Regions from separate parts of the Homo sapiens genome. Here all the other regions are linked to region 3. A link is a loop called in an ENCODE intact Hi-C map of the cell type or tissue named here. Cell type or tissue: GM12878. All regions are shown on one strand. Links, peaks and the distances in the headings refer to the core of each region. The heading gives the core; the rest is flanking DNA. Region 1 has its middle 370 kb from the start of GPAT3. Region 2 has its middle 240 kb from the start of GPAT3. Region 3 has its middle 6.4 kb from the start of NKX6-1.

Evidence for each region. Hi-C counts contacts between places; a loop is a spot of excess contacts. Peaks named below come from ENCODE experiments on the same cell type or tissue, not always from the same donor. Only the 100,000 strongest peaks of a DNase experiment are listed, where the experiment ranks them.
Region 1: it touches region 3 in a loop (18-fold over the local background); 7 of 110 quality-filtered maps call a loop at or near these places.
Region 2: a loop joins it to region 3, with 15 times the contacts of the local background. A loop is called at or near these places in 31 of 110 quality-filtered maps.

Annotation. Positions count from the first base shown.
Region 1 is chr4:83,901,628-83,912,160 of GRCh38, forward strand. No RefSeq gene overlaps it. Among named protein-coding and RNA genes, the nearest start is that of GPAT3, 370 kb to the left of the region's middle. In GM12878, for the core only: a CTCF peak has its summit at 4,507 (motif pointing right); no DNase peak of the experiment used is centred there.
Region 2 is chr4:83,767,131-83,777,663 of GRCh38, forward strand. No RefSeq gene overlaps it. Among named protein-coding and RNA genes, the nearest start is that of GPAT3, 240 kb to the left of the region's middle. In GM12878, for the core only: a CTCF peak has its summit at 4,168 (motif pointing right); no DNase peak of the experiment used is centred there.
Region 3 is chr4:84,500,399-84,510,931 of GRCh38, forward strand. No RefSeq gene overlaps it. Among named protein-coding and RNA genes, the nearest start is that of NKX6-1, 6.4 kb to the left of the region's middle. RefSeq lists silencers at 3,552-3,601, 3,682-3,731. In GM12878, for the core only: a CTCF peak has its summit at 3,637 (motif pointing left); a DNase peak (open chromatin) is centred at 3,603; H3K27me3 peaks cover 271 bases.

The DNA of each region.
Region 1 (10,533 bases), core at 2,074-7,073, 600 kb before region 3:
GAAGGTAATGGTGGAACCATGATGAGACTTAAGGTCTTATCTTCCATAAAGTTCTCTTTAACAAAGGATCAAATCTTGTTACCTCATTTTAGCAGAAAGGGTGGAAATAGTCAAACTCAAGTTCCTTCTATTCTTCTAGAAAATCCATGCCTAAAATTCCCACACACATGCACATAGATATAAAAAAAATCCAAAACAAGTGTAGAGCTTAATGAATTATTTTGAGCCAATGATCATTGTAACCACTGTTCAGGCCAAGAAACAGAATATTTCCAGTCACTACAGAAGTTCCTTTAGGTACCTGATCCTAATTACAATGTCCTCTCTTACTTTCTGTTAGTCCCTATTTTTACTTACTTGAATTTCCTTATGGTTTATTACTCAAGTATCAGTCCTTGGATACTACAGTTTAATCTTGCCCATTCCTTTTTAACTTGACGTCTCTTTTAAGTCCTGTTTATCCTATAGGCCCCCTTCACCCTTTCACTTTCTCATAACTTACCTGTTGAAGGACTTGGGTTACTTAGCTGCAGAGTTACCTGCAGTCTAGATTTTGCTAATGGCACACTCAAGGGACAATTTAATAACTTACTCTACCACTTTGATTTCCTAAACGTTGTCAGCTGCATCTCAGGCTTGATCCCTTTGGTTTTGTGTCACTTCACTGAGAGACATATCAAATCTGGTTTTTGTTTCTTTGTGATGTCAGCGGCTGTTAAGTCTCAATACTTAAATGTATTCCTTCACTGGGGGCTAAAAAAGAGTGTTTTTCTATCATTTTGTTTTTTCTTATTCGCTGAAGAAGATTTTAAAGGAGGTGAGTCCCCTTATCTATCATTTGTTTATCTAGTGACAGACTGCTGTCTTTTTACTTAATTTAAGATCAATTGGTTCATATGAACTCATGGATTTCAAACATAATTTAAATGTATTTCTTGGTTTTCAATCTGTTGGACTGCTTATCCTTATTCGAGTTTACATTGTTTCATCTTTGGCCAGTGAGATCCTGAGGAATTGATTTCTGAGACCTTTTGCCATGACCCTAGTAATCTTACATGGACTCTTTGCTATCCATTTGATATGTCAAGATGTTTCAGGGTCATCTTGTACATTTTCTGATGCTGACCTGAAAACAGCTATATTTTGAAAAGCTCTGCTGCTTGATTGTTTTTTTTTATAGAGATGGTTTTTCAAAACCACAGCCTAAGTACGAGAGAGCCTTATTTCTACTTGGTTGATCATTGTTTCTTGGCCTTTTCAGTGGACAGAGCTAGGACACACACATACGCACTTTATAATATGAATAATATATGCATTATATATTGTATTATGTAAATACAAAAATATAAAATATTACTGAAATAAATATTTTTAGTGTAAACACACAAAATACTTATAAATTCATACCAATATTTCCAATTTATATTTAAGCTTAGTGTGCTTTAATTTATCTGGATCTATATTATATCCTTGTCTTCTGAATTCTGCACCAAGAATTTTAGTTCTCAAGGGCACAGGAGTAATAGAATTAGGAAACCCCATAATTATTTGTTTTCCTTTTGTATACATACAATAGGGTGAGAACAACAATACTAATACTACCATTGCCAATTCTAAAAAAACTGAAAACAGGTTATCATTTGTTTTATATATGTTAGTCCTGTACTCCCCACAGTTTTTAATAATTTTACTGGATTTGTATTATTAGATCACATAGCCATTACATACTATAATTTCTCCCGTTTAATCCTCACTTAATTCTATAAATTGCTACATACTTAATGTTTTTCACCAGTCTCTACTGATCTTGGTTGTTTGAAGCTTGTTCTGTAGTAGATTCCTTGAGAAGTACTCGTGAGGAGAATAGAAACTGAACTATTATCGCTTGCTGTCTGTCTCCTGTATATTTGAATGTTAGTTTTTCTGAATATAAAATATTTGGTGCACTTTTTTTCTTGAGTGTTTTAAATCAGTTATTCAGTTTTCTTTTGGGATAAACTGTTGTTGAAAAGTCTAATGACAGACTAATAATCCAATCAATTATGTAAGTCATATGTTCTTTAGTCCAGATTCCAAAAGAATTTTTTCTTTAAATTCCTGTTCTTTTACAAGAATATTTATTTCTTGCTTTTTGTTATTCTGGGTTTATATTTTCAAGTATATATTGTACATTTTCAATATGTAGTTTCAAGTCTTTTTTATTTCAGAAATTTGTTTTTGAATTATATTCTTGAGAATTTGTTTTAGTGCTTATCAATACTGGTTTTCTTCTTCAGGTATTCATATTATCCGTGTGTTGGGTCTTCTTAACTGCTTCAATATTTCTCTCTTTTCCCACATCATTTTCATCTCTTTCTTCATTTGCTTTTGATGTTTAATTTTTTTCTCCTTTTTTCTTCTATTTATTTCAAAGTATTGTTATTTACTCATTTTCTTTTAATTAAGTCTTCACTTTTAAAATAATTGTTTCTTAATTTCTAATTATTTCTTGAGTGTTATCTCAGTCAATTATTCTAATTTTGATTTATGTTACTGTCATATTGTATTACTTTCTTAATGACTTTAAATCATTTTGAAGTATTATGTTACAGTTTTGATTGCTTTTTGAAATTTTTTTTCTGGCATGCTTTTCTTTTCTATAGTTGTGCTATGCAATATAGTACCAACTAGCCTCATATAGCTATTTACATTTTAATTAGTTAAAATTTAATAAAGTTAAAATTTGGTTCCCTGGGCTCATTAGTCAATAGTCACATGTGTCTAGGAGCCACTATGTTGGATGGCACAGATATAGAACATTTCCATCACCAGGAAAAGTTCTATTGGGCAGACCTGAACTATAAGGATGTTATTCTGTTTCTTATTTATCTTTTCTCTTATAGTAACTATCTAAGATATAGACTTCAATACATTCCTGCTGCTCATTTTCATGTTAATTTAGTTTTTTGAGAATGTTAGAAGGAGCCTTGGTTCAGATAGCTGTGCAACTTTATAGAACTCCCTCTTCTCCTTTTGTTTGTTTGCTTATTTTTATGTTGTGCCAAGAAGCATGACAGCTTGATTTCTGAGATTTCTTGCTAATTTTCTAGATCAGAAACATTTCTTTTCTTTGTCTTTTTTTTTGTCCATATCTTGCTTAACTTTTAAAAAATTGTATTTATTTATTTTTTAAAGAAGGGGTCTTACTCTGTTGTCTACAGTAGTGCAGTCATAGCTCATTGCAGCCTCAAAACCCTGGGCTCAAGAGATTCTCTCACTTCAGCCCCTGAGTAGATGGGACAGTAGGCATGTGCCACTATGTCTGGCTATTTTTTTTTCTTTTAATTTTTTTAGAGACTGGGTATTACTATGCATCTCAGGCTGGTCTCGAATTCCTCACTTTAAGCAATTCTCCTGCCTTAGCCAGGATTACAGGCACCACCCACCATGCCTGACCTGCTTCATTTTGATCCCACTGTCACCATTTCTCCTCGGTATGAGTCCCCATCCTAAAAGACACACCTGGCTGGTCAGTTTCCAGTGTGCACAGTGGCTAGACTGCTCCAGCTCTTTTAGGTATTTACTTATGTCCTTTGTACACACATGATATTAGATTGAGCAAAACTGTCCCAGTGTCATCTCCTATTCTCAAATTGGCTTGCCAAGATTTCTAGTAATATCTGCTGGCTATTTTGAGGCTCTCCTATTCTTAGTCCATAGACCTGTATTGTTTTTCTTTGCTTTTTCCTGCACTGATGTTGGCAGTATGAACATCTTGTGGCTGCTGGTGGCTTTTCCACCTTATGTGATTTTGGGGATTCACACCATGTGGATACCTTGCCATCTAGTTTTATTGTAAATGTGATCTATGTGTTTTCGATCTGGCTATCTAGTTGCTCTGACTGTTATAATGGGATACATCAATGGGATACATATATGGTCAGATCCATGGACCAATTCCTTTGAAGAATACATTATTTAAAAATCTTCATAAACTTCTCTTCACGGTTACCTTGCTTTAGTTTGAGCAAAGTACTAGGTTTCCATCAGGATTTGACTTGAGGTAAAAGGTTGTTATAGACCATGCAGCTGTTCCCTCTTTCAGATGTTCTCCACCTTATTTATTCTGGGTGGGGCTCACAATGGCTGAGTTTTTATTGCATTTGAAACTACATTGTAAGACATTTTTCTGCCCATATTATGTCTACTGGAAACACTTAGTGTATGTTGCTTAGTTGGCTAGCTGCCGAATTTTTGCACTTCCTTCTTGTTGTTTGGAACATCAAGATGTATCTGAGACTTATTTAAGTGGGAACCTTGGTTCGATATATATTTGTGTGTGTATACATATTTGTGCATATGCAGTAACTCTTTGTAAAAGTTCAGTGTTGAAGTATCTTCATAGATCTTCTAACAAGGTTTTTCATCTTGGCACTATTGGCATTTTGGTCCAGATTATTCTTTTTGTGGGGGGCTGTCCTGTGCATTGTAAGATGTTTAGCAGCATCCCTGCCCTCTACCCACTAGATGTCAGTAGCATCCCCCAGTTGTGACAACCAAAAATGTCTCCAGACATGGCCAAAATCTGGGTGAGAGTGCAGAGGGTGGGTGCTGCAGCAGCTGCTGCTGCTGGCAGTGGTGGTGGTGGTGGTGGAATGGGGATTAACCCCTGTTGAAAACCATGGTCTAACAGTTATCTCAGTTGGTAGTTAAAGAATGGGCAGAAGGAGGAACAATTATTTATATAAGGTCACACTGCTATGTCAGAACTGTTTTCTAGACTCTCCTGGAAGACATTACAAAGAAACAGATAATTATGTCTAATTATACTTCATCTTTTGAAAGTAAATGTTCAAAAGATTTTGGTAATCAGGATAAAGACCTTTTTTTTTTTTTTTTTTGGACCAAACTGTTATTTTGATGGCCTCTACTGTGGATATTTATTGCAAGAGGAAAAAGTGTTCACTGTTGCTTCTTGGAACATAGACTGAAACACTCCACAGGCATGCCTTTGTACTTTGGAGAAAATTGGGAAACAGTTGTTTAGATAGTAAGATTCTGTTGGTTTGTTGATTTCTAGTAAGACAATTATTTTGAGATTGCCTTCTCTTTTGGAATTTTCTTTGACAGAGTTGGCCAAGAAGAAGAAGAAAAAGTACTGATAAATATTCCTCATCACTAAAGACTGCTGGGAAAGCAGCCAAACTGGTGAGGAAATAGGGAGCTCGGTGTCTTTTTTAACTGGGGGGAAGAATCCTAAGTCCAACTTGGTAATGCCTTTCTCCATCGCCATCTTTTGGAGATTTATGACAATATATTGTTTTAAACCCTGTAACATCTTTAAGACAATTGGCAGAAATGAGAACGAGGGAGAGAGAGAGAGAGACAGACAGAGAGAATGAGAATAAAAGCACAGCACTTATTAACAAGTTCAGCACAAGTTTATTATTAAATGTTTCTTAAAGGTAGCATCACTGATATTTTGGTGTTTACCAAATATTGCTGTTTTCATTCTCATGTTTTTCCTGAAACTATAAGTTTGAGACATATTAGAAGAAGAATGTGGGCAAGACTTCGCTGTGATAAAGCTGCCCTATAATTTCAGGTTTTTAAAAATTACAGAGTGGTATGAAAGCATAAAATATGTTTTTTAGATTCAACAATTTTTTTCTCTAATGCTGTTCATGGATGTCAGCCAATGAGACCATTTCACAGGTAAGGCTCCTTCAAAATATATCTTTTCATTGCTTAAGAAATTAATCATTTTCCCCTTATGGGAATCCAATATAAATGCTTCTCAGATTGCATTTTACTTATTGGTAAATGGCATTTACCAATATCTTGGAAGAGAATAACTTGGAAGAGAAACTTGAGAATAACTTGAATAACTTGGAAGAGAAATAAAGCAAAATGGAAGGGCAAATAACATTTATTGAGCCCATAAACATATATTTGTTGTCTCCTGCAACCTTTAAAGCAGCTCTATGAGTAAGTATTCTTATCCCCATTTTTCAGATCAGGAGATATCCCAATATAATTAATAATATCCCACAAATGAAACTCTCATATTTGCTTTACAATTGACAAAGAACTCCAAAGGTATGGAATGTGCATCAGGCTATTAGAAGTGTATAGTCACTGATTTAATAGCCCTTTATTAATACACATGCATACATGTTTTCTAGATATGAAGCCTTTTAGAATTATATTATCTAATAATATCCGTAAGGGAGAGGACCTTCTAGTCTTGTTTACTTATCAACGATGAATAAAAATAGATGTCTATGTATGTAATAGATAGTATATATATATATTTGCTGATAGAATTAATTTATAAAAAGGAGCATAATAATGTTCACCTGAAGAGTTGTAAGAATTGAATGAGAAAATGCAGCGAAGCAGCAGACCTCATGCAGACACTCCATAAATGCTCATTCCCTTCTCTTCACTGTAAACCTCCCTCCTGAATGAGCTCCTGCTCTTTATGTCTCCATTCTTGATACCCATCAGTGACTGCCATTTGCTTTCAGATGAAATCTCCTTCAGTGGCCACTCTTGTTATGCCTGGATTGGGCCATCCTATTCCAGGCATGGAAGTATCCTTTTAAAGTAATCAGTGACTTCCGGGACAACGCCAATTCTAAAGCATTCTATATGAAAGTAGGCTAACAAGTATGATTCCAAGTACAGGGCACAAAGGATAAGACATCTGTTTGAACTGTTAAGGAGGCATTGAAAGGGCCATTTTTTAAAAATTATTATACTTTAAGTTCTAGGGTACATGTGCACAACGTGCAGGTTTGTTACATATGTGTACATGTGCCATGTTGGTGTGCTGCACCCATTAACTCGTCATTTACATTAGGTATATCTCCTAATGCTATCCCTCCCCTCTCCCCCCACCCCACGACAGGCCCCGGTGTGTGATGTTCCCGAAAGGGCCATTTTGGGGGATGAAAAAAGGAGAGTGGAAATAAAAATTAAAGATCCATTTACCCCTTGGTGGTTCCTCTTCACTAATATTCATTGAACCTGCATTAGTGAGTTGGGGCTGAGAAACTAAGTGTTTCCAAATGTCCATGGAAAATTCTGTGTTCAGATGCTTTTTTAGAGTTCACATTGACTTATAAACACTAATTTTATTTCATCGAATTTGTTCTGCAGCTCTATCCTGATGAATATATGACACCCAGAGAAACAACAATTTTCTTCACTTTTCTTTTTTATCTTTAATTTCAAACCTAGTTCCCCATATGCATTTAGGAAACAGAAGAATCTAAGATTTTTCTTATGTATAGTTACGTGCATTTTAACAAACTTTGGACTTCAGAGATTAGCTACGCCTTCCTGCTCTGCAGAATTCTAACTGCTACCTGCATAATAATGAACCATTGAGAAGTGGGGAGAGAGAGAAGCTCCTGTGTGGCAGTTATGCCTGGGAAAGAGAATTTAGCTTTCATCAAGTTTACTGATAATCCTCAATCTTCATATGGAAATGTGACTCATTTCTCTGAGCTGCCTGCCACATATGTTTCAGAATATATATATATATATATATATATATATATATATATATATATATATTTATTTTTAAAGGGCAAGGGCATACGTTTTCTCTCTATGCCCCCTGTCTCCAATGGAATTTAATAGGAAATGATTAACGTTGGCAAACTTGAGGGGATGAGTTAAGGAGGGTTGATTTTGTATGGAGAAGAAAAGTGAAGCAAGAGAACAGAATTTCTGTATTTTCATTTTCTGCATAGAAAGTTATCCAGGTTTTTTTGTAAATTATAATGTTTTAACCTGAAAGAGATAATCCATTTGTCAGTGTTCTGGGAATCCTAAAGTGCTAATCAAATGTTAGTATATACAGCCAAACATTGATTATTTTTAATATGACGTTTTCCCCCAGGCCTTACACAATGTACCTATGGGATGACCTTTACATCAACAGCACAAAATTGACTTGCTTCATTCACTAAAAATGCCAGTGTCCTCTCACTCTCCCCACACACATTAAAAACAACGACCACAACACATGTAAAGTTATTCCCAAGGACTGTCTCTCCTGTGCTGAGAAACAAGTTGGTCAAGGATGATCCTCGGGTGTCCTTGGATGTCTTTGTCCTTTCCTCCGTCTGTTGCCCCCTAGCTTTGGTACATCTCCAGGGTAGGGAAATATTTGTTACATGTTTGTACCTGCACAATCACCTACCATATTATTACCTGGCTCAGCCTAGGTGGCCAGTGAATGATTAAGAAATTTGATTAACTAACACATTCTGCCTTGTCATCCCGTATGTTGGTTTTTTCATCTGAGATTGTTATCAGCAACCTATCTATGCTTGCATCTGCGTTATTAATGATGCGAAGAATCTTTCTCTCTATCCTTGCTTGGAGTAGAGGGTTGGGAATGAATGAACTCTAATGTTCCTTACAGCTTCCAGACATTTTGTATCATGTTTGTTAATATGATACAAACAGACCTGAGTGTGAATTCTGATTTTGCTGCTTGAAAGAAATGTTGGCTTGGAAAAGCTTAACTTTCAGTGCTTGCATCGGAGGTGGTTAATGAATGTACGTTGAATAAATTAATGTTCTCTAAGCCTCATTCCCTAAAATGAAGAAAATAATATGCAATGTACTTAATAGTGCTATTAAAGATCTCATTTGGCAAATTTAGGAAGGTAGAAAATTATTTTGATGTCTTACAAACATACTTTTGGATAATCATCTGCCGTTTTTCCTGCCCTTTCTACATACTTGTAGTCTTCTGAACGATCTATCTATCTATCTATCTAGATTTCAAGGAAGGTTAATATCTGATATTATGTTGTATTTCTGTGGTTCCCTATGTTCTCACAACATACTGTTTAACTTTGCCATTTCAGCAACCATCTGAGGTAATTGAGGATATCATTTGCTTGTTGCAGACCAGAAACTTGAGCCTCAGAAAGAATTTGACTTACCTAAAGTTACAGGAGTCTCCAACGTATGATGAGAACTTAGATTTTCTGACTTAATATCTGGGAGGTTTTGCCACTGCCTTGTTGTTCTCTCAGTGATCAGGATTTCTAAAATGAACTGAACATTTATTTATCTCCACATGCCAGTTCTTTTTGATGAAACACAAGGGAAGGAAGACCAGAGCTCCAACTTACTGTGTGGCTTTAATGGTAGTACATTTGAATTACTTTTTTGATCTCTACAGTTTGTTTGCAGGTGAAATGAGGAAGAGGAGAAATGGAGAAATAGTCCATTAAACCCAACAGCTGTGTTTGTGTTTGCAGCTGTTCTTGTGCATACAGGGCTGCGGGGAGACCCTGGCTGCTGGCAGAATAGCTGGTCTCATGGCCAGTAGCTAGGTTCCTTTGTGGTATTTGGAGACTAGCTGGAGCATGAGGAAAGTTTAGAGGAAATGCAAAAGTCTTGCCCAAACTAGGATTCTTCAGTGTAAAACATATCCTCTTCCCTCTTTTTGATATTATACAGGTTCATGCCTGACAGACTCAAGTAAATAAGCAGCTTAGCTATTATGGGGCTGGCTGAAGGTGGGGTGGCAGAAACTACTAATAGATTCAAGAAGAACAACAGAATGTTGGTTAAAAGTGTGGATTCTGGAGCTAATTGAACATCTATTATGTGCAAGGTGCTGGGGGTATAGCAGCAGGGAAAAAAATCCCTGCTCCTCTCATAGAGCTTATATTTTAGGTAGAAGAGAGAGATAGGAAAATAAAAAAGTAAATGATATAGTATATTAGAAGGTTATTTTACTGTGGAGAAAAATCTGTCAGGGAAGGGGACAAGGCATATTATCAAAATTTCCCCTCTTCCCCTTTTCATGGAAAATTTGTCCATGGCAAATTTTCGTGATTCAACTTTTTAATATGTCAGCTTCTAATTCTTGGGCTGCCTTGGTTCTCCTCTACTAACTCTATCCTTCTTTTATCCAGAAAAAAGCAAGTCTTGCAGTTTGGTGGGAGAGAGTATGCAGTCACCAACATGGCATGAATTTAGGAGTGAATAAACGAAAGAAAAGAAAAAAACCTATTATTTAGAGGTAAGCAGGCATTAAAAGTCCACCTTAAAATCGTGTTTTCTGTTTTTTTTTTTGCTTGCTTTTTCTTACATCTTGTAAATCAATAATACTGAATTGAGTTCTGAATTGTCCAAGCTAGTCCCAGCTATAGAATCCCTCCTGCCCAATGGAGGAATATTTATATTTCCCAAACACATCTTTTTTTTTTTTCAAGAGATTTGGACACCTATCATTAGAATGGAATAAACACAACACAATACAGGAAAGAAAGTCCAGACTAAGGCAAGAATGAAGCTGCAATCACACCACGATGACAAGCGTCAAACACTCCAGAAGCCTTGGAGCCTTGCAGCAGTCATAGCCAAAGGGGAGAACACCCTACCAATTCATCAGATAGATGAAGGCTTCCTTTCCTCTAATTTTTTAAAGAAATTCTTCAAGTTGGACAGTCCATGAGAGAACAAGAAATAATAAAATGAGCAATTTCCTCATTAATAGCTTTAGTGTGGATGCAG
Region 2 (10,533 bases), core at 1,939-6,938, 730 kb before region 3:
AGATGTAAGGAAACTGTCATACATTGCAAATGAGAAGCTGTTTTGACACTAGAATCTCAGCGAGTGCCAGGGAGAAATGATATCAGCTGCCTGGTCTGCTAAGGTTAAATGAAGTTGCATTGTTGCCTACAGACAGGCATTCATTTCCTTTTCTTTTCTGGGCCATCCCTGTGTACAATTATTCTGATTAGGATGAGTAACAATGTGCTTCTGACTCCCATTGTATTGACAGTGTGCAGAATTTTCCACTCAAGTGGCGCCAGTCATTACTTAGCCTCTCAGATATTGTGACAGGGAAGATCCATGCCTGCCAGTCAAGTATATCAATGACAAAGAGGGCTTAGACCCTGGCCACATACCTCTAAATTAAAGTAGTCAAAGTCATCTCCACTGGAAGATTATGAACCTCTTTTTAGGTGTGATTTTGATAGCCCTGTATGAAAATTTCTGGGTTGGATTTGCTCACTCTTTCTCCCAATAGCCCTCTTTTTTGGATTATTTTCAGATTTCATTTTAGCATTATTTTACAAGATATTTCATTTATTCATCCAATAAGCACTTACTGTTGACTGTTTACTGTTTTAGGCTAAGAGGATTGAGCAGTGAAAATGACAATACCCCTTCTTACTTGGAGGTGGGCGATTTTAGTTTGGGGTGTCTGGAAAGGTCTCTCAGAAGAGGAGACATTTGAAAAAATCTTAGTATTGAATATGTATGTAAGATAGAACCCACATAGGTGGACAGTGTGAAGGTTCAAAAATAAGTGAAACATGGTCCCTTGTCCTCAAGGTACTTCCAGTTCAGTACTAAAGATAAAATATCCATGTAAATCAATTCTTCATTCAGACAGATGTGCTAAGCTGGAATCACAGAGGTTCAAACAAAATCCTATGGGAATTTTTCCTGCTCTGTTCTTCATCCAAATTCCCAACTCTTCTTTTATCCACTTTTTGGGAACAAATCTTGAAGATAACTCTATCACAGTAACTCTTTAAAACATTTGTTTGCTGTATCATAGTAACAGCTGTAGTAGATGCATTACGAGTCATTATCCCAGCTCTTTGAATATAGTAAATATCACAGAATTATTTGGCATCCTGAAGACCATCACCTTTGTCTGACTTGCTTCTCTGCTTTCCTCCTTGTGTGTAAACAGAAAGCAGTGAAATGGACATACAGGACTAGCGATGTCTGGGTAGTTTGGGTAGTTCATGTTTATGGAATGCTAAAGGACAGGTTTAAGGTTAATCTGGAGGCGTAGGATCCCATAGCAATACCTGGATTTGCGCCATCAGGCACTTCTTGCTTCGGAAAAGACACTTTTTTCATCATTCACTTTTTGTTTCTCTCCACAGAGCTTTTCATCCCATACCTTACAAGAATTCAGAATTTTCTTCCAGTTACTTATATTTCAAGCATCCATAATGTAATTACTTTGCATATCTATATGTAGGCATGTGCATTTATAGCTATTAAAATAAAAGTATTCTTTAAGAAAACACAAATGCAAATTCATAAGACAAGATAATTGAAAGGATGATTGAGTTATAGATATATTTCTTGCTTTCCAACATATTCAAATCACAGTTCCCTTAAATAGTCTTTTAAATTACATATGGTTTACATTTATATTTAAAATTGTTACTTATAATTATATATTCAATAATTTTATCTTATAACTATATACTATATATTACTGTGCGATACTGTATATTAATATATATGATTTTCCTACCTACTTTTGATCAGGTTTATAGTAAAATAAAGTAACTTCATTATATACTTTGGAAAATGATGCTAGAGTAATAACCAACGTGTTGGCATTTGAAGCCAGTGATGTACAGCTTATAAGTATCTATTAGGAGATAGTTTGTTTTTTAAAAAATGTCTTTAAGATTAGACTTAGAGGTGGCAGCCCTCATCTATTCAGCTGGGCTACACCACAAATGAAACTCTAGGGAATGGAACCTATTTTAGATTCGGTTGCAGGAAACATTTTTTTTTTTTTCCCGAGATGTGTCAAATTACGTGCGGAAGTTTCTAGCTTAATCTTTCAAAAGAGAGTGTGCCTCCTCCCCACCCCCAATCACATCACCTCTTACCTTAATTTACTAAAGATAACTTACTCTCTATCAACCACCTATATGTCTTGTGAGTCATATTGATCTCAGACATGTGATGCAGTCCTTGGCTAAGATAAAACTGCTTTAATGGTATCCTTCCCCCTTCTGTGTATTTCTAAAGATACTTAAGCATGCAGAGGACACCACAGGCCCCTTTCCCCATCAGGAAAGCGTGTCTAGGCAGCTTACAATAAAGGACAAGTCTTCCCACAGCCTCATCAATACCTTGATAGCTCCGGGCTAATGGAATCTTGTGACTTTCGGTTCTCATTGATAAGAGGTCCTGATGTAGACATTGATGAGTGGGACATTCTCTGTTCGGATACACATCTTACAGCTTGCTCCATAGAACATATTTTCAGGAGGAGGTCAAAACTACCACATTTCTGGCTGTAGCTCTTTCTTTAAGTTGGAGAGAAAATAATTTATTTTGTTTTGTGATCATATGCAGTTTTTTCCCTCATTCTCATTCTGCTATAAAATTAGAGGGAGATTTCCCCAAACCTAGAAAAAAATGTTATTCTTAAGTGGAAAATGTTGACATTTGCTCCATATCCATTTCTTTAAAGATTTAAGTAGCTTAGATTTTCTTTTAATTCTAGTGGCTAACATTAGTAGCAGTTACTACACGTGAAGTGCATTACTAGGCAGTTTACATACATTACCTCACTTAGTCCTCCCAACAACCAGATGGGATCAGGTGGGAACTAATATTATCCACATTTTGTGGATGTGAGTTGAGGATTGGGAGGATTAAATATCTAGTTCAAGATCAGCTGCCTAGTAGGTGGTGGATGGGGATTCAAATCCAACGGTGACTCCAGTGCTTCTGCCACTCACCCTTTGAGTGTGCTGACTTCCGGGGGTGTTCTGTTCTCAGGTGGGTGTTTAGTCTTAATTAATGTTGTGTTCTGGCAATAGCAAGCTGATTTCTCTACTGATTCTTTTCGTGGGGCTGGAGGGGTGTTCCTACTCCATTTATATTAAGAACTCTAATTAGAAAAGACAACATTAAGCCTTGATCTGACCTTGTGGCATTACAAAAATGGCTAAAGTATATAACCAAGTGACTGGCAAAACTTGATCTCACAACTCCATGTTGGAATGGTCTTAATACAGGAGTTTCAAATAATATCATTTCTGTTTTTTAAAATGATTTTGCCTTACAGAAAGCTACACATATTTACCCCTCAAGATCATGGGCTTTCTCATTTATGACAACTCTACCTCCTGATTTCTGACAATACTCAATGACTTAAATTCTTTTGGTCAATTTGAAATTACTTATTTATCTCACCGGCCAGAAAAAACAGAATGTGTTGAGGCACTATGGAGATAGTATTTGGAAAGCTGAATGTGGATTTCACATGTAAGGAGGGGGCCAGTGAAGATCACTGGAAGGACGTTTGGAAATGAGGGAAAGACCTTTGTAAAATACTACCGGGGACTTTGAGAGATAGAAACTTTGACTACTTGCTTTTTGTCATGGTTTGCTTGAACTCTTTCTCTAGGATCCTGTTAATTCATTTGTTTATTAATAGGTTAGGTTCCTAAAGATGTTCAGAAGTACCAAGTGACTGTCGCCACTGCTGTTGGTGGTGGGAACAGCTGGCACATTGTTCACCTTGGCGTGTAGTTACGCTCCTCTCTGTAAAAGTTTCTAAGTAAAGGAGCTTCTGCAATGACTGGTTTCCGTTGACAGGGTATCAGCATAGAAGGCATTTGATAAGGCTGTTTCATGTCAAAGAAGCTTCCCACCCTGTTATTTTATTTAAAGAACACTCTTGACCATTTGCTAACAATAGTTTTTTTCTAGAAGCTTCTATAGAATAGATGATTGATCAACAGCTACTTAATAAACATCCTTTAACAGAAAAAATGGCTTAGATTCCTAAAAATGGGTACCTTTGGGGAATAAAAACATCACTTATAGGAAATGTGGAAAAAAGTTCTGAAAGAGAATTTTGAGGGAGACATTCATGGGAAAGGCTGTTTGAGTTAGCTGCCCTTGGGAAGCCAGGAGCTGCCGTCAGGCCTCATTATCACCACTGGGTGTCACTCCAGGCAGCCCCTTAGCAGCCGTCTAGTCAAGGTTAAAATACTGCTAAGGGAACACAGCAAAACAAACCAAAGGAAAATAATGAGAGAAACAAAAAAAGGGCCTAAGTCTCTCAACATGTATCAGGATTTTGAATGAGGCAGAAGAAAAGCACAATGCTAAAAAGTGACATCAGGTGGCATTGTGTTTTGGGATGAAGCTAGGAAATTTTACAAATTCAGCCTTTTTCTTTTTTTTTTTTTAAATTTAGAGGATATGCCATATCACTCAGTTCACTGAGGTGAGAGCACCATTAGACCAAAGCCCAGCCAGATTTTTAACAGCATGATATTAATATTTTTAAGGATTTTGATCCATGTGGCCTAATTGGTTTCTAGAAAGGTCATACCATTTTACAATAAGAGGGAAGAATTTTTCCCCCCTCTGTTTACTTGCAGGATCAGCAGTATACATGGGCGGATTATCCCGAAAGACCTATGTTCTTGTCTCAGCCTTTCATTATAGCCACATAAGAGCAAGCGATGGGTGGCTAAGGTAGTGGTTCTCAACCTTGGCTGTGCATTAGAATCACTTGGGGAGCCCTTTGATATCCCTTGGCTTTCCTCTCTACCTATTTTATCTGAGAATTTGTGGCTGATCCCATTTACATTTAGACCCTTGCTCTCTATCCCTCTGTGATCCAACTCCAGTGTGCAAGGTACAGCCTGGGGGTAGTGAGATTAAGAAACAGAGAAGAAGAAGAAATTAGGTAGTGATTTCTTCTTCCATTTCCTTCCTCACAACAGATTCCCACAGATTGAGAGGTGGACTTGGTAGTAGGGTCGTCAGCCACAATTCCATCTTATTTCCCCAAAGGGCTCTCATGTTCCTCACCCACACCATCAGTCCCAGCTCCTATTTTTTTCTGATGCTTACAGAAGTTCACCATTTCTCTCTATAAAGATCTTCATCTTTTTTTGGAAAAGTGTAAGTAACGAAAATGAAGGAAGATACTTTCTCTTATTATAACACATCTAGTTTTAGAAGATTTCAAAAATATTAAAAAAGGAAAGAAGAAAACATTTCCTGGTATTAAGGTAATATTGATATCAGGTACTTCAACTTTTTCCTCATTTGTGTGATTATCATTTCTTTGTCATCAAAAAATCTTCAAAACATGATTTTTAATGGCTGCCTTATATTCATTGAACTGATGCACTGTAATTTAAGTATTTGTCCACTGCTGGACATTTAAGTTGCTTCAAATGTCCCCCTATTATACATGACAAGTGTAATTGTTATCTATTGCTGTGTAACTAATCATTATAAAATGTAGTGACTTACAAGGACAAGCACTTGTTATCTCATAGTTTCTGTGGTTCAGGAACCTGGATGGGCTTAGCTGGGTGCCTCTGGCTCAGGATCTTGGCCCTAGAATCTTGAGGTATCCACCAGGGCTGCAGTCTTATCAAGGCTCTACTTCAGGAAGATCCATATGAGCTCATCCTCATGGCTGTTGGCAGGCCTCTGGCCCTCACTTGTCATTGGTTGGAGACTTCGCTTCTTTGCCATTTGAGCCTCTCCACAGGACAGCTCACAGCATGGCAGCTGGCTTCTCTCAGAGTAAATGAACCAGTGAGAGACAGTGAGAAAGAGCACCCGAGACAGAAGGCAAAGACTTTTTGTAACCTAATCTGGGAAGTGACAGCCCATCACCTCTGTCATAATCTATTTACTAAATCCAGCCCACACTCAAAGGGAGGCAATTACCCAAGCAGGTGAATGCCAGGCATCGTTGGGAGCCATCTTAGAGTTGGCCTCATAGTAAGAGAGTGAACATCCTGTGCTGCCTTGAATATGATTACTACTGGACATGTATTATTAGAACTTTGTTTCCAACTTTTTGTTAATATGATTGCTGCAAAGAAGTTTTTTTTATGTTATTGAATGTTTTACATTACTAACATTTTTACAAAGTTTATTGAACATTTTAAAAGGGTGCACAGCATTCTGAGTGACAACCTTGATAAGGTTTCTAGCCATATAATATTTATATTTGTAAGAAATTTGATACATATTGCTTAATTGCTTTCCAGAGAGGTTGTACTATTTTATACTAAATGAGAAACATTTTCCCCCATCTGCTTCCTTGCAGTATCTGCAGGATATATTTCTCAGTAAACTTCAAAATACCTGTGCACTTGCTTCAGGGCCAGAAGGCAAGAAAACAGGCTGGATTTAGTTTTGTATTAGGTTAAGAAAGGTGAGAAACACAATTAGGATAGAGAGTTGAGAGAATCACTTTTTGCAAAGTGAGAAAAAAAATGAAGTAGTCTTAAAACTTACTCTGGGTCTCATGTGTGAGTCTCTGGGGTGGTGTGGGTCCCCACGTATTTTATACTGGCAGAAATCTCCAGTACTTGAAATTTTTAATTTCAGTTCCTTTGGGACCCATGTGAATATTTCCTGCTTTTGGCCTGCCTTTCCCCTTGTCACTCCACTGTATTTGAAGGTACAAATGGAGAGGAGGCTCTGAAAACAGAAATCCTGACAGCCACTGTCCAGCAGACAGAAGGAAATGAGCAACTCACAATTCAACTACAGTAGGAGCCATGTATTTCTAGAGTTTCACGTTGGCATTTGTCTCACTTAGGAATGCTTTTGGCTGCATGTAACAGATAACAGAAAACCTGACACTGATTTTTGTGATGCAGTCATTTAATAACACACTTAAAAAGAAGACAGAGTTATTTGGTTGCTGGAGTTGTTGGTCTGGCTACTCTCCAATGTTATAATGAAGCCCAGCTCCTTCCATCCTTCTGCTCTGCCATTCTTGGGTATTTTTGGCCTTCTGCTTGTTGTCTCCTGGTCACAAGAAGGTTATCATAGCTTCAGGTATCGTGTCTGAATCCAAAACAAGAAGGGAGAAGTGGCAGTGAGGAAGCTTTCCTCCTGTGCATCTTCCTGTTATAAGGAAGTAAAGTTCTCAGAAGATCCACTAGACTTGTGCTTACCTGTTATTGACTGGAACCATGTCACATGGTGGCATGTAACGTTCACTCAATTTTTACACTGGAGAGCCTAACAAATTCTATATTCTAGCTGAAAGGAAGGCAGGGAAAGCAAGTATTTAGTTTTTTCACTGTCTGTGGTAGATGGTGGAAAGACACAAAGGGGTTGTGAGTAACTGTTGAATCAACCAATCAAGAATGTCATGAAGTTCTGAACACATATTATAATAGAAACATGTTTTGTATGGCAGGAAAATTTCTATAGCATCTTAGGCATAAGATTAGTTAATAAATTTGGCCTAACTCCTATATCCTATGGTAAATATATTCTGAATTTCTAACTGTTGACATAAAAATGTATCTTTGGAAAAAATGTGCTTGTAAGTTGGGGCTTTTCACAGTGTATTAATTTTTAATTTTAAAATTAAAAAAAATCATTTCCTAAAGCCCTTTTCTCTAAGTTTTATGCTGTCAAAGTATTTAAAGTATGTATGTTGATGAATCTTCTGTGAGTAAACAGGAATGTATAGAATAACTCTCCTGGCATTAAGACATAACCATATGTGTGAGGCATTATTTTAATCTCACTGTAGCAAAACATTTTAAAAACCTAAATGGGACCTTGATTATTTTCTATATTAAAGCATCTGATGCCTAAATAAGACTCTTGTAAGAAGATGGGGAAAAAACTATCAGTTCGAATCAGTTTGTGGTTTTGGGTTGACCCATCCAGGCTTATTCTCTGGAAGATATTATTTTCTTCTGGGTAATTTGGGTAACTGTGACCATGAATGGTGAGACCTTGTGCTTGAGAGGAGAGTTCTAATTTTTAGGCTTTCCAGTGTAAAAATTGAGTAAACACTGGCACATATTTCAATTTCTCATAGTTTTTTGTTTTTTTTTTTGAAATGGGGTCTCACTGTGTTGTGCAGGGCTGGAGTGTAGGGGTGATCATGGCTTAATGCAGCCTCAACTGCCTGGGCTCAAGCAATCCTCCCACCTCAGCCTCCTGAGCGGCTGGGACTATAGGTGCACGCCAGCATGTCTGGCTAAGTTTTTTTGTTTTTTTGTTTTTTTTTTTTTTTTTTTGGTAGAGATGGGTTTCTTTATGTTGTCCAGGCTGGTCTCAAACACCTGGGCTCAAGGGATCCACTTGCCTCGGCCTCCCAAAGTGCTAGGATTATAGGTGTGAACCACTGTGCCTGGCTTATGGATGTTTTTAAAATGAAAAACAGATGCTTTAATTACATAATAGCCTTTTTTGACCTATCATATACAAATAATATATACAAGTATCATATACAAGTAATATATACAAATAATATATAATTAATAATTGAGACAGAGTAAATTGAATATAAACATCTAAGTGGAGTAATGTCTTCTGTCAATAAATCCTCTTTTTTAAAAAAAATTACAGATGGGATCGTCTGATTATTTTGCCCAGGCTAGAGGGCAGTGACTACTCACAGACATACAGTCTTAGTGCATTACAGCCTCAAACTCCCCGCTTCAAGCAATCCTCCTGCCTTGACCTTCTGAATAGCTGAGACCACAGGTGCACACCACTGCCTCTGGCTGTCATTAAATCTTTAATATGCTCTCATAGAACTCTTAGGAAGTAGGTGTATAGACCTTGGACCTGTGTACATATTCTGACTTCTGGAAGACTTCATTCATTCAACAAAAATTTGGAGAGGCCCTGCCTTGTGTCAGGCACTGTGTTGGGCTCCACGGGGTGTAAATCAGAGCCAGTCCAAGCGCTCACTATTTATCATCTATGAGGAGGCAAATCAACTGGGATTGGAGTCAGTGGAATGAGTGTAATGCTAGCCAGGCACGGGGTGCCGTGTGAGCTTCCTGAACCCGTGAAGGGGATTGTAAAGGACAGTTTCCTGGAGGAAGTTTTATGTTTGAGAAGAGCCGTGAAGGAGACGCTGGAGATGAGTGGCAGTGGGAGTAGTGGCCAAAGATTGTTACAGGAAGAGGAAACAGCATATGAGACTGTCTGGTGGCGGTGTTAGAGACACTACTCTTTAATGTAGGCTTTTGGAATGAAACATTTAATATCTCTTTCTCGCACAACTAATTTTCTTTGAAACAACATTATCTATAGTTCTCCTCTCTCTTTAGATCCGGAGGAGGAGTTCCGGACTCCTACAATTTCTTTTCGTTTTACATACTTAAGACCCATCCAATTGTTTTCAGCACCAAAAATTCCCAGCACATCCTTTTCCTTGTGGCTAACTTTAAAAGAGAAAACCTGTGAGGTATTCATGTGCCTGGGTCCTCAGAGCTTCTCTTTTCAGCTCTAAAAAACCTGTTGAGAAACATGGTTTTAGATCCTCAGTCATCTCAATTCCTCTTTCCTAGCTAACACTTATTTAGCTTAAGGTTTTTCTTTTGTGTGTGTGCTAAATCTGCCAAAAAACTAAATTTTAAAACTAGTTTTAAATCAATAACTTAGTTTTTAGTTTAAAAACTAAGTTAGTTTTTGAAAGAAGTGTTAGTCAGCCTGTCACTTTCTAGCAGTGAAGTTTTGTTTGTTTGTTTTTGAGATGGAGTCTCTCTCTGTCGCCAGGATGGAATGCAATGAGTGGCGCGATCTCGGCTCACTGCAACCTCCACCTCCTGGGTTCAAGCGATTCTCCTGCCTCATCCTCCCAAGTAGCTGGGAGTAAAGGCACCTGCCACCATGCCCAGCTAATTTTTGTATTTTTAGTAGAGACGGGGTTTCACCATGTTGGCCAAGATGTTCTCGATCTCCTGACCTTGTGATCCTCCCGCCTCGGCCTCCCAAAGTGCTGGGATTATAGGCGTGAGCCACCGTGCCCGGCCGTAGAAGTGAAGTTTTAACTTTATTCACGACTACTGGTTTCTAAAAGACCCAACTTTCTTTTCCCCTGAACGCCAAACATCTTAAACCTTAGTTGAGCCTCTTGAGCCTGGACAGACACTTTAATAAGGGGTTTATGTAGTAGCCGCCTTATGTATTTCATTGATGGATTTAGTTTTCTTCATTCTCTTTATTATCCACTTTGAAACTTTTTGCAAATTCTGATATTTTGAAAGTGAGGTAGACCTCAGGATAGAAATTCAACTTTCCTGCTTAGTTACTGCCATCTTACCTACGTAAGTCATTAGATCTAAAAGGGAGTAGACCCAGTCACTCTGCCATAGTGAGTGTCACCTGAGGTTTAGGAGATAAACAAAGCACTTGAAGATACTCTTCCTCTGAATATTGAGGTCTTATTGAACATTTCATGAAGTCAGAGTTTCAGAATCTAACTTACAAAAAGTTCAAAGAAGAAAAACCTCACATTCAATTATTCATGTTTTTAGAAGTCATTAAAAATACTGG
Region 3 (10,533 bases), core at 1,753-6,752:
GCGCCTACTCCCAATTCTAGAGTTGCTACGGGAGATGGAGATGTACCAGCTCCTGGACAGTGGTGGTGGGATGTCTATCTAGAGTTTAGGAGTTGAAGGGTGGCTTCCTTTACTCTCTAAATCTCTTCCATCTCTGGCTGATCTTTACGTTCCCGACAGGGTTGAACTGCGGGCTGGAGAAGGAAAACCCTTTGACAATTTTGAGAATTCAGCATGTTAAAGTAACACACCATTGGAAGGTGGTCGCTACAGCAAATTTGGATGAGATCATTAATTACAATTTTAATGAGCAGAAAACAGAAATAAACGCAATAAATGGCTCAAGAATAAAATTTGATCAGCACCACCGACGGATGGAGTTTAGCTATTGGTGTCAAAGCGCTCATTTGGGTCCAAGCACGAAAAGCCAGGAGGGCGTACTCCGCTTCGATAACCTTCGTTTACTAAGCACTAGTTTTTAAGGGTCAGCTTGAGTTTGAGTCTGAAACTGGGGGAAGGAAGGGTTATATTTGCCAGTTTTATTTCCTTCTAAGATAGAAGCAATGTTATTTGGTCCTCCTCTTCCTTTATCTTTCTTCATTAACTTCAAGACTGGTTTAAATCTATTATTTCATGGACTTTAGAATCTGACCTGGGGTAAGGTGAAGTCCTTCGTCAGCATGAATAGTGCTAAGGAGTCAAGCCAAGACTTGCTTCAGAAGAGAGCTGATGTGCGGACCTTCTGCATTTCCACGCGGGGATCCAGTGCTTGGGTCTAAACCCCAGCGCCCTGCCACCTCGGCCAGGAAGCTGCGGGAGGATGGTGGCAGGCATAGCCCGTCCTAGCCTTGAAACTGGGGGGCCTATGTCTCTGGCTTCGTTACAAACGAAACGTTTCTCGCCTTCGGACACTCCACCCTGGCGGTGGTACCCAACCTTCAGTCTCCACTCTGCGCCTGGCCCTCCAGCGACCTCCTCACATCCTCCAGGACACTGCATTCTCAAGGACTAGGTAGGAATTGGGAGGAAAAGAGGCCAGTCATCCCCAAAGATTCCAATGTTAAAGAGTGATCCCCTTTTTATCTCATGTAAATATTATGACTCGGAAGAGAGTTGAATATTTCCCTATTGAGAATGTTAGTATCTACTATTGGAGGCGGGGTTGCCAAAGAGAGACACGGGGGTGGGGGAGAGATTGAGACTGAGATTCAACTCAATCCAACTCAGGGTGAACTGTCTTGAGTAAATAGTTGCAACGCTTGGTGTAAGGATGTCTCCATCGTTCACTTTTACGTATCATTTGCATTGCCAAATTAAAATGGCAGCATTGTTCTTAATTATGACAATAAAAAATTCCGGATCCGTGTACCTTGATCCCTGGTAGTGAGGGGGTGAGCCCCGGGTGCTCGATCCCGCGTAGAGCAGCGTGTATTGCAGACGCACGCTGGGCAGCACGGGAAGGCAGGCCGGTGCCTCCTGCCAGGTGCTAGTTGTAGTGGATCTGCTGCCTGTCTACAGCTGGGAGCGGTGACAACGATGGAGCGTCCTCGGAGAGGGTGGGCTGCCCCCTGTCACTCCCGGGGGAAGATCGCCCTGCCCTCCGCTCTAACTGCGTGGTTGAAACCAGTTTCGGGACCCGAGTCCTGGTCCCGCTGACGCGGGAGGCTTGTTTCTGGTGGGGCAGTCTTAACGCATTGCCTTCAGATGCCTTTGAGAGTCAGGACTTGCTCTTTCTTGGGGATCCTCCGAAACCAGCATGCCTTCCTGCCCACGACCTAATAAAGTGGGACTTTTTCAAGTACCCCTTGGGAGTGGACGTGTAACACGTGGTCGCAAGGATCCCGGCGCATCTCTACGCAGTATATCTAATGGGGATGGGGGGGCTCTGTTTGAAAGCAAATGATTTGCATTTTAATTGAAAAATAAATGAAAGCGGTTTGGCAAATTCTGAGGTTGCAAAAAGGGTTTAAAGGGTGGCGGTGAGGAAGGTTCTGTGCTCCTCGACTTTGAGGCTGGAAACAACAGCATTTGTTTTCTGGTTACTGTTTTTAGCTTGCTGGCATTGTTGCCTAGTCTGTGCCGTCCACTTGACCTCTCTACCTGCAGTCTAACCCTTGACGCAGAAATGCCAAGCGCGTTTTGATACTTGTTTTAAGTTAAAAGAATAGCCACCAAATTCAAGGTAACTAACGGAAGGAATGCAAATGAACTCTCAGCTAAACGTACTAACATTCTGAAGGGAGGGATGATAACGGTTTTGCCCCAAATACAGTAATGTCAAATGTCGGGATACTCAAGTGTAGCAGCAGAAAGTCAATTTCTATTCTGCAGAAAAAAAGTGGGTGGGGTGGGGTCGGATGGGGAGAGGAATGAAGGGAATTATGTGTGTGTTTCAGTCCAAAAATCTCTCTAAAATGCAGTTGCTTGAAGTGTCTGGATGACTTCTTTAATAACTCCATTTCACCTGACGAATAGGGCCTGTTTGTGCTGAACCCGCGGGACAGCTGGGTTTAACTGAATGTCATAAAAGGATTGAGCTGATTGCTAGGTAGAAATACAAGGAAGAAGGAAGAATGTCCCCAAGCTTGAACCAACCTACCCTTGAGGAAGGATAGCAGGGCGAGGGGGAGAACGTGTCTGTCTTTCTTTGCTTCCTATAAACGCCGTAGAGTGGAAACTGCACCTTTGCCACAACTTCTGCTGCCCAGCACTTAAGGTAGAGATTTGGGAAGAATTGAAGCAGACAGCGTGGAAAAGCGCCGTAGGATCTTGCGTTCGGCGCTCTCCCAGTGGAGGCCAACACCAAACAAGTGGGGAAGCGACCAGTGTAAACAGCCCCATCCATTCTACCACAGAAAAGATCTCGAAGTCCAGGACCTCCCTCAGCGATATCGTCAGTGAGAGAGAGGATTACAGCTCTCCATAGAGTCGCAGAATACGTACCTGGGAGTTAAGTGCGCTCCGAAGGGTGGCTTCTGAAAGGTCCAAGAAAATGGAAAATACTAAAGTCCAGAAACATCTGCAATACCAAAACCCGAGTCCTGGAATTAGTGTAAATGCGAGAAAACACCAATGAACTACTAGAGAGAAAACTGGCCTTGAACTTTAGCAAAGCACACACCGCCAAAGATTTTATACATATACATATACAAATGAAAATCTCTTTTCATTCGAAAATTAAAATTTCCCCCGGCCCCGCGTGCGCAAGCATTTTCTTTTCAGGGAACCATTTCCTTTTAGGAAACCCACTTGGATTGAAGTACATTCTAAAATATGGAAGCGTGGAATCAAAGTGCTTATAGGAAGGTCTGTAGATTTCCAGAATTTTCTTACAGAATGAAGTGCTAATCCAGTTTGATGCACCAGATTAAAAAGTATCTGATGTGAACAGCCATGAAAAACTTATGTATGTATAAATAACGTTTTTTGAACATAATTTTTTAAACGACTCTGTAAACTTGTTCCTCTTTATATTCCGCTACAAATTGTTGCTTCTGACTTGAGTGTGCCTCAGTGTGTTCGTGGTGGTCCTTCCAGCTGCCGCCTCCTTGTGCAGCTCCTTATTCTTCAGTGAGAAAAAAAGTTATTTTATTTGCATCGCGGCTTGGCTTACAGTGCGGCCATAGGCCCGTTTGATGAAACGCTGAACAGTTATCGCCCTCTTGTGGAAAAAACTTCTTAGCGTTTCACTCTGTCTAGGAAAGACAAGGCTGCTTGGTTCTGTTGACTGCTATACCTCATTTCCTCACTGAGGCAGTCTGCCTTTGTGCAACTGCAATTACATTTGATTAATATCTGCTTAATTTTTAACTGGAATGCTAAATTCATAAACTATGGACATGGCAGCTCTTGCTTAAAGCAGAAAACCCCTTCTAAAATGAAGATTTATATTTTAAATCTTTCTCTCCTACTTCTCTTTGACTCCATTATTTGACTCCAGTATGACAGAACAAATCTCAACTGTTATTGACATTATTCTGGTTTTCTGCTTTTCCTCTCTGATTATCAAAACAGCATATTTGCTCAATACAGAACATTTGGAAAATAGAGAAAATTATAAAAAAGCACAGAGTAACCTACAATTCCACCATCAGTGGCAAACACTCTGATATTTTGGCATATTTGCTTGTTATCTGTTTTCTGGTCTTTATTTTGTACTTTGTTTTAATGATTGAGATCATATGGAGCATATAATATTGCACCTTTAAGCCCATTTTTATAACCTGCTTTATTCACTTAATTGAAGCAAGAACAGATCTGTCTTTGGAATGTCCTGAATCTAACCTCCTGTGAGGTGAAAAGGGCCCTTCCCTGAAGGGCTTGGGAATACCTCACTCTAATAAACAGTAATCTGGTTTGGAGACTACTTCAATGCCAAGATTGCTGCCCTGATTCTTCCACTTACCATTTGCCCCCTTCACATCCTCAAATACTTTGCTATTAGTTCTCAGAATTTTATGATACAAATAGAATAAAAATACCCAACACTGAGTGTTTAGTGTTCCAAGTATTTTACAGTATTAATCCAACAACTCTATGAGTTAGGAACTATAATTGTCCCCATTATAAGGAATAAAATTAAAGCACAGAGAAGTTAAGTAACTTGCCCAAGATCACACAGCTACTAAGTGGGGAAACTGGGATTTAACCTTCTGGTAGTCTGACTGCAGAATCTATTATTTAATCACTAGATTCTACCACCCCTCTGATAACTGAAAAAAAATTAATGCATATGAAAGCCGTCGGAATATTACAAATTGATAAATAAATATAAAGTGAATCCTTGCACATTCCATTCCAGAAAAGAAACTACAATTCACATTTTCTTAGACAATAAAAACATTAAAAAGATTTTAGAATTTATTGAATTCTTTTTAACGTTATTCAAAAAAGAATTTAATTCCTGAAAATAATACTATGCCCTGGTCTACACACAAGTCGAATATTTAAGTTTCAAAATAATTTTAATATTATTTTTTAAATAAATAGACTTTATTATTTAAAGCAGTTTTAAGCATTTAAATTATTTTTTGGCTGGGCATGGTGACTCACACTTCTGAGCCCAGCTCTTTGGGAGGCAACAGCAGGAGGATCACTGAGGCCAGGAGTTCAAGACCAGCCTGGGCAACATGTTAAGTCTCTATTTTTACAAATAATTTAAAAAATTAGTTGGGCTAGTGTGGTGCACACCTGTAATCCCAGCTACTCAGGAGGCTAAGGTGGAAGGATCACTTAAGCCCAGGAGTTTGAGGCTGTGATGAGCTATGATCACATGACTGCACTCCAACCTGGGCAGCAGAGCAAGACCCTGTCTCAAAAACAATTTTTAAAAAATTTTTTTAAATAAATAAATAAATGGAAAAATAGTAATCACTTTTTAACTTTACTTTTTAGTTTTAACATACAATACACACACTTCAGCTTTATATCCTTGTTCCCTGAACCTAGCAGGTTCATAGATTTCTTTCAGAGGTGGTCTAGAATGAAGCTCTAAAAAGCTGTGCAAAGACCAGGTAGCCTTCAGAACAAACCAGTCAAACTTCCTGATGTTAATCATCAATGGAAGATCAGGTCCTTGAGAAGGAAGGAGGCATTTGAAAAGAAGGCCTTACACAATTTAAAATGAGGAAATGTTTATCCCACTTCCAGTCTCCTTATTTTGGGCTTCAAGCTCCCTTTGGTACTTTGAATGGAGAGGTTAAAGGTAAGCACGATTGCGTGGAGACAAAACTTGTTGTAGGAGGAAGGAATTCCTGCAAAGAACCCCTAGTTGAGGATGAGAACATTGCATACGTTAGTTTATCTAGTTTCATGACATTCATTTTCTCACTTTGATTTTCCCTGTGCTATTAGTAAGACTTCGTTTAAATGTTCTAGTGGGATCTAGAAATTGTTCCTGGAAAGTAAGAAGAAAATCTGCCCACATTTGTACCAGAATAGTAAAGGGAGATTTGTGCCCCTTCTAGACTGTCTAGGTGGCTATGAGGGCCAGTTACTTCTGCTCTCCAAGACAGAAATGTTGTCCCACCTCAGGAAGGATTGCACTAGTGAACTACGATAAGTGGCAATTTGTATTTTTCACAGAAATGGACATTCATCTGATAAAGTTAAGAGGTTATAATATAGTGATAACAAGGACTACATTGTTTTTAGAATAGTGGTTCTAACCCTCTCAGAATTAGTGCTACCTTTTCAAAACAATATTTAGCAATGGCCCCTTTACTACCCTGAAACGATATTCATAGGTTATAGAATTTATCTACACATATAATTTTAAAAAATCAATATAGAGTGTTAACTATGACATAAAGAAGTAAAAAGAAAATAATTTATAATATAACATGTACAGTAATTCTATATGTAAATACATAGACTGTCTACACTGAAGACATAATGAAATAATCAGATATACCTATATATAGAGTCTGGTAAATGCAATAACTACAAATACAGGCTGATTAGGGAGATTTAAATTTTATGAGTGGCACTGACTCGATTGTTGATTTTCAGAAATAATGAATAACTCTTAAATGAAACAAAGTGTGTTCTTCCCTTAATGTACATTCCTGGATAATTCAGAATTTATTGAAACTATATAAAATACTTTGTGTTTATATATTAAACAGGGCAAATTCTGGGCTCAACAACAGTAAGTAGGCTTGTCACTTCTATAAATGCCCATTGTGAGATTTGGAAATTTTACTTTGGTGGGAATGTCCCATGCACTGCAGGGCATTTAGCCTCTTTGGACCCTATTATGCCAATTAATTGCCAGTGTCATTCCTAACCAATCTGACCAGCGGAAAGCACCCACAGATTTGTCAAATGCCCCCCATTGAGAATAACTGCTTAAGAACTATAGCGTTTAGGAAGTGTTTTTACATATATTAAATTTACAAAGCAATTTCAAATATAGTATCTTATTTAATCCTCCCCAAAACCTGTGAGGAGGACATTATTACTGTCATTTTAAGAATGAAAAAACTAGGGTTTTAAAGATGATGTGAGAAAACTCAGTCATTCACCGTAGCATATCCTTTTCTCCCAGACCCATCAGTCTGGAGCATAGGTAGCCCAGGTAGAATGAATGATGTCATTCAGCACATGACCCAGAAAACTCCATTACATCTAGTTTGGCTATCTAGTCTAGGACTGTGCATTATAATTGCCATTAGTCACATGTGACTATATAAATTTAAATTAATTTTAAAAAATGACAATGAAAATACAGTTTCTCAGTCACACTAGATGCATTTCAAATGCTCCATAGTTACATGTCACTAGTGGCTACCACATTGGACAGCACAGATATAGAACATTCCTGTTATTGCTGAAAATTCTATTAGACAGCACTGACAGTCTATTTCAATTTTTTGTTAAACTTTCAATTGCCTTCATATGGCCCATTCTTTCCTTCCTCTAAGCTGCTATCAATTTTACACGCACACACACACGTGCACACACACACACTATACTCAGCCCCTTCTTTGCACTTTTGTTTGTGTTGTTCTAGATCCAGAATGTCCTGTTTCTTCAACATTGAACTTATTTGCTTACATATTTGTCTCCCTTGCCAGACTATAACCTTTTTGGGAGCAGAACCATACCTTAATTCGTCTTCGCATCCCCAGTTCTCAGCTCAGTACCTGGCACACCGTCAATGCCTAACATCTACCAGTCGACACCACCCCACATGCATTTTCTTTTTGATCCTGATCTTGCATGGGTGACTGATAATGAAAGTATGTGTGCTGCATATAAAGCAGATGTAGTTACAATTAAACTTCAACTCCAGATTATAAATTAGGTTTAAATGAAAGTGTTTGGCACTTAGTAACTTCGTTTCATGTGCCCAGTACAATTGTGGAAATTTCACAGATATAGAAAGCACAGCTCTTGGCCATGAGCAGTTCTATTGCCATTGGAGAAACTAGGTGCAATATATGAAATGTCAGGATATCATTAGGCATCATTTAGAAGAGTTTGTGATTGAAAAGCATAAACAAAATGTTACGAATTCAGAATTGTACAGTGTTGTTAAAGGGTAGGTCTTGGAAGATAAAACTTTGCTGGAAAAGGTGACTCACTTATAGTGGGTCTTAAAAGAGAAGGAGGATCTGCATAAAGATAGAAAGACAACTGTGGCTCTAGTGAAGAGCATTGTAGGTAGAAAGAAAGCATTTAATCAAGAAATAAATTAATGTGATATTGGCAAGAGAAGGGATGAGACAAAAATACATTTTAGTATTTGCTAAGTGCCTAATCTATGCTCTTGACATAGATGGAGAGGTGAGGAAAGGGCCTTGCTTCATAGAGGCGGAAACTATGAGTTCTGCCTGAAAATATTCACTTTCCTCAAATTTCCCTCTAGTTGTGCCAACTATTTGAGTTCTTTCCATAAGAGTTAGCCCACTATTTCCTGGATCCAATTTTGTAGTACTTGACCACCCACACCTCAATCAGATGGAGGAAAAAAAAAAAAAGCAGAATGCAGGCATAATGGAAGCAGACGCCACAGGATCAGGCTAAGGGAGGAGCCAGAAGCATCCCGCCCAGCCCCATGGGAGAGTTAGATATCAGACACATGGAAATAATGTATCAAAATCGGCAGAATAGGACAGTAACCGCCACAAAGGTAAGAACAGAGTTTTGGAGTTCCCTAAGCCACGCTTGAGAGTCCCACCTCAGGAGTCTAAGCCAAAGACAAATAAAATTGTTCAGATTGCTTAGAAAGCAAATGTCATGTCTTGCAATCAGCCACAGTTCTCAGGTTTTTTTGCCTCTCTTGGGTTAAGATTACCATGTATTAGGATTAAGGAGTCCCAGAATTGTGTGAACTTGGGCCAGCAGGTTATTCAACCGTGACGGACCTAATTTTTCCCTTAAAAATACTGATGAGTGAAAGAGGAAGTTTATTTAGGTCATTCTTATGGTGCATAAAAAGAGGCAATTTAAAGGTAAATATGAGGCAGACTATGGGGCTAGAATAAGGAAACCACTGAGGAAGCCCCGCAGACTCTGAAGAAGGGCACAGATGAAAATAGTGGCAACCAGCTGCTGTGGGTGGACTTCCAGAGGACTTGTTTTCTTGGAAGTTGCTACCTGAGAGCTGCACACTGTTTCTGTACTTGGAGTAGTGCAGAATGAGTGTAATCACCGCTCATTCAGGCACTCAATTTTAATTTCACATCGTTTACATTATGTTGATTGATTACAGCCAAGTCATTCACACAGCATTCATCTGCTCAGCTTTCTAAGGCCCATAACAAGGGGTGGCTCATTCCCTAAGAACTCTCCACAGAATTCCTTCAGAATTATTTATTATTTTAAAAAATTATATTAAAGTCACCAGGTTTTAGAGACCTGCTAAAAGGATGGCAATGTGGTCTATCTGCAATCTGAGTTATTAAGAGATATATGAGCAAATATAAAAGTGTTTAAAATATCTGGAGAAAAAAATCAAAATATGTTCCCACATATTGGATGCAAATCAAGTCCAGAAACAGAAACAATGAGTGACACTAGATTTTTAAAAATAACTTGTATCTCTAAAATTTCTGGACTATAGTGAGTAGAAAGAGTGCCATATTAGGAGTTAGAAAGCCTAGATTCTAGCACTCATAGTCTGATTTTCCTCATCCTTATATAGATGAAAATATATGTCTACATAAAAACTTTTACGTTAATGTTGATAGCAGCGTTATTTATAATAGCAAAAATTAGAAGCGATACAAAGGCTCATCAGCTGATGAATAAATAAAATGTGGTCTATCCACACAATGGAATATTGTTCATCAATAGAAAGGAATAATTACTCATCCATGCTACAACATGCATGAACCTTGAAAACAATACTCTAAGTGAGGAAGCCAGTCACAAAAATCTGTATATTATTTCATTTATGTGAAATGTCCAAAATAAGTAAATTCATAGAGATAGAACATAGATTAGTGGTTGCTTGGGAATGGGACAGGGCCAGAGTGGTGTGGGAGCAGAAATGGGGAGTAACTGCTAATGAGAATGGGGATTCTTTGGGGGATATTGAAATGTTCTAAAATCAGATTGTGGTGATGGTTGCACAACTCTGAATATGCTAAAAAACCCTGAACTGAGTACTTTGAATGGGAGAATTTTATGGCATATGAAATATAGCTCAATAAAACTATTTTTAAAAACTAGGGATTGTGAAAAATACCAAGAATATGAGTGTAAGCACCCCATAAAGTGTGCAATGTTCTATATGGTAGGAGTCACTATTGTCTTCACCTAAGGAAACTTGCTGGGAGAGGAAGTGGCAAATTGCCGGTAACTAAGGGAATAGACCCCAAAGGAGAAGGACATGGGAATGACTGCTCTATAAAAGTAAGAATGAATTAAAACATCATAATAAGGCAATGTGAAAAAATGACAGCACTTTAATTATTTTTCCTTCCAGGTTTACCTTGTGTGTCATACTCTAAACAAGATGTAATTGGCTTGTAGAAAATAACAAATACGCATTTTAGATACTTTTTTTGTTTCAGAGTCACAAAGTCCATAAATCATTCCTCAACT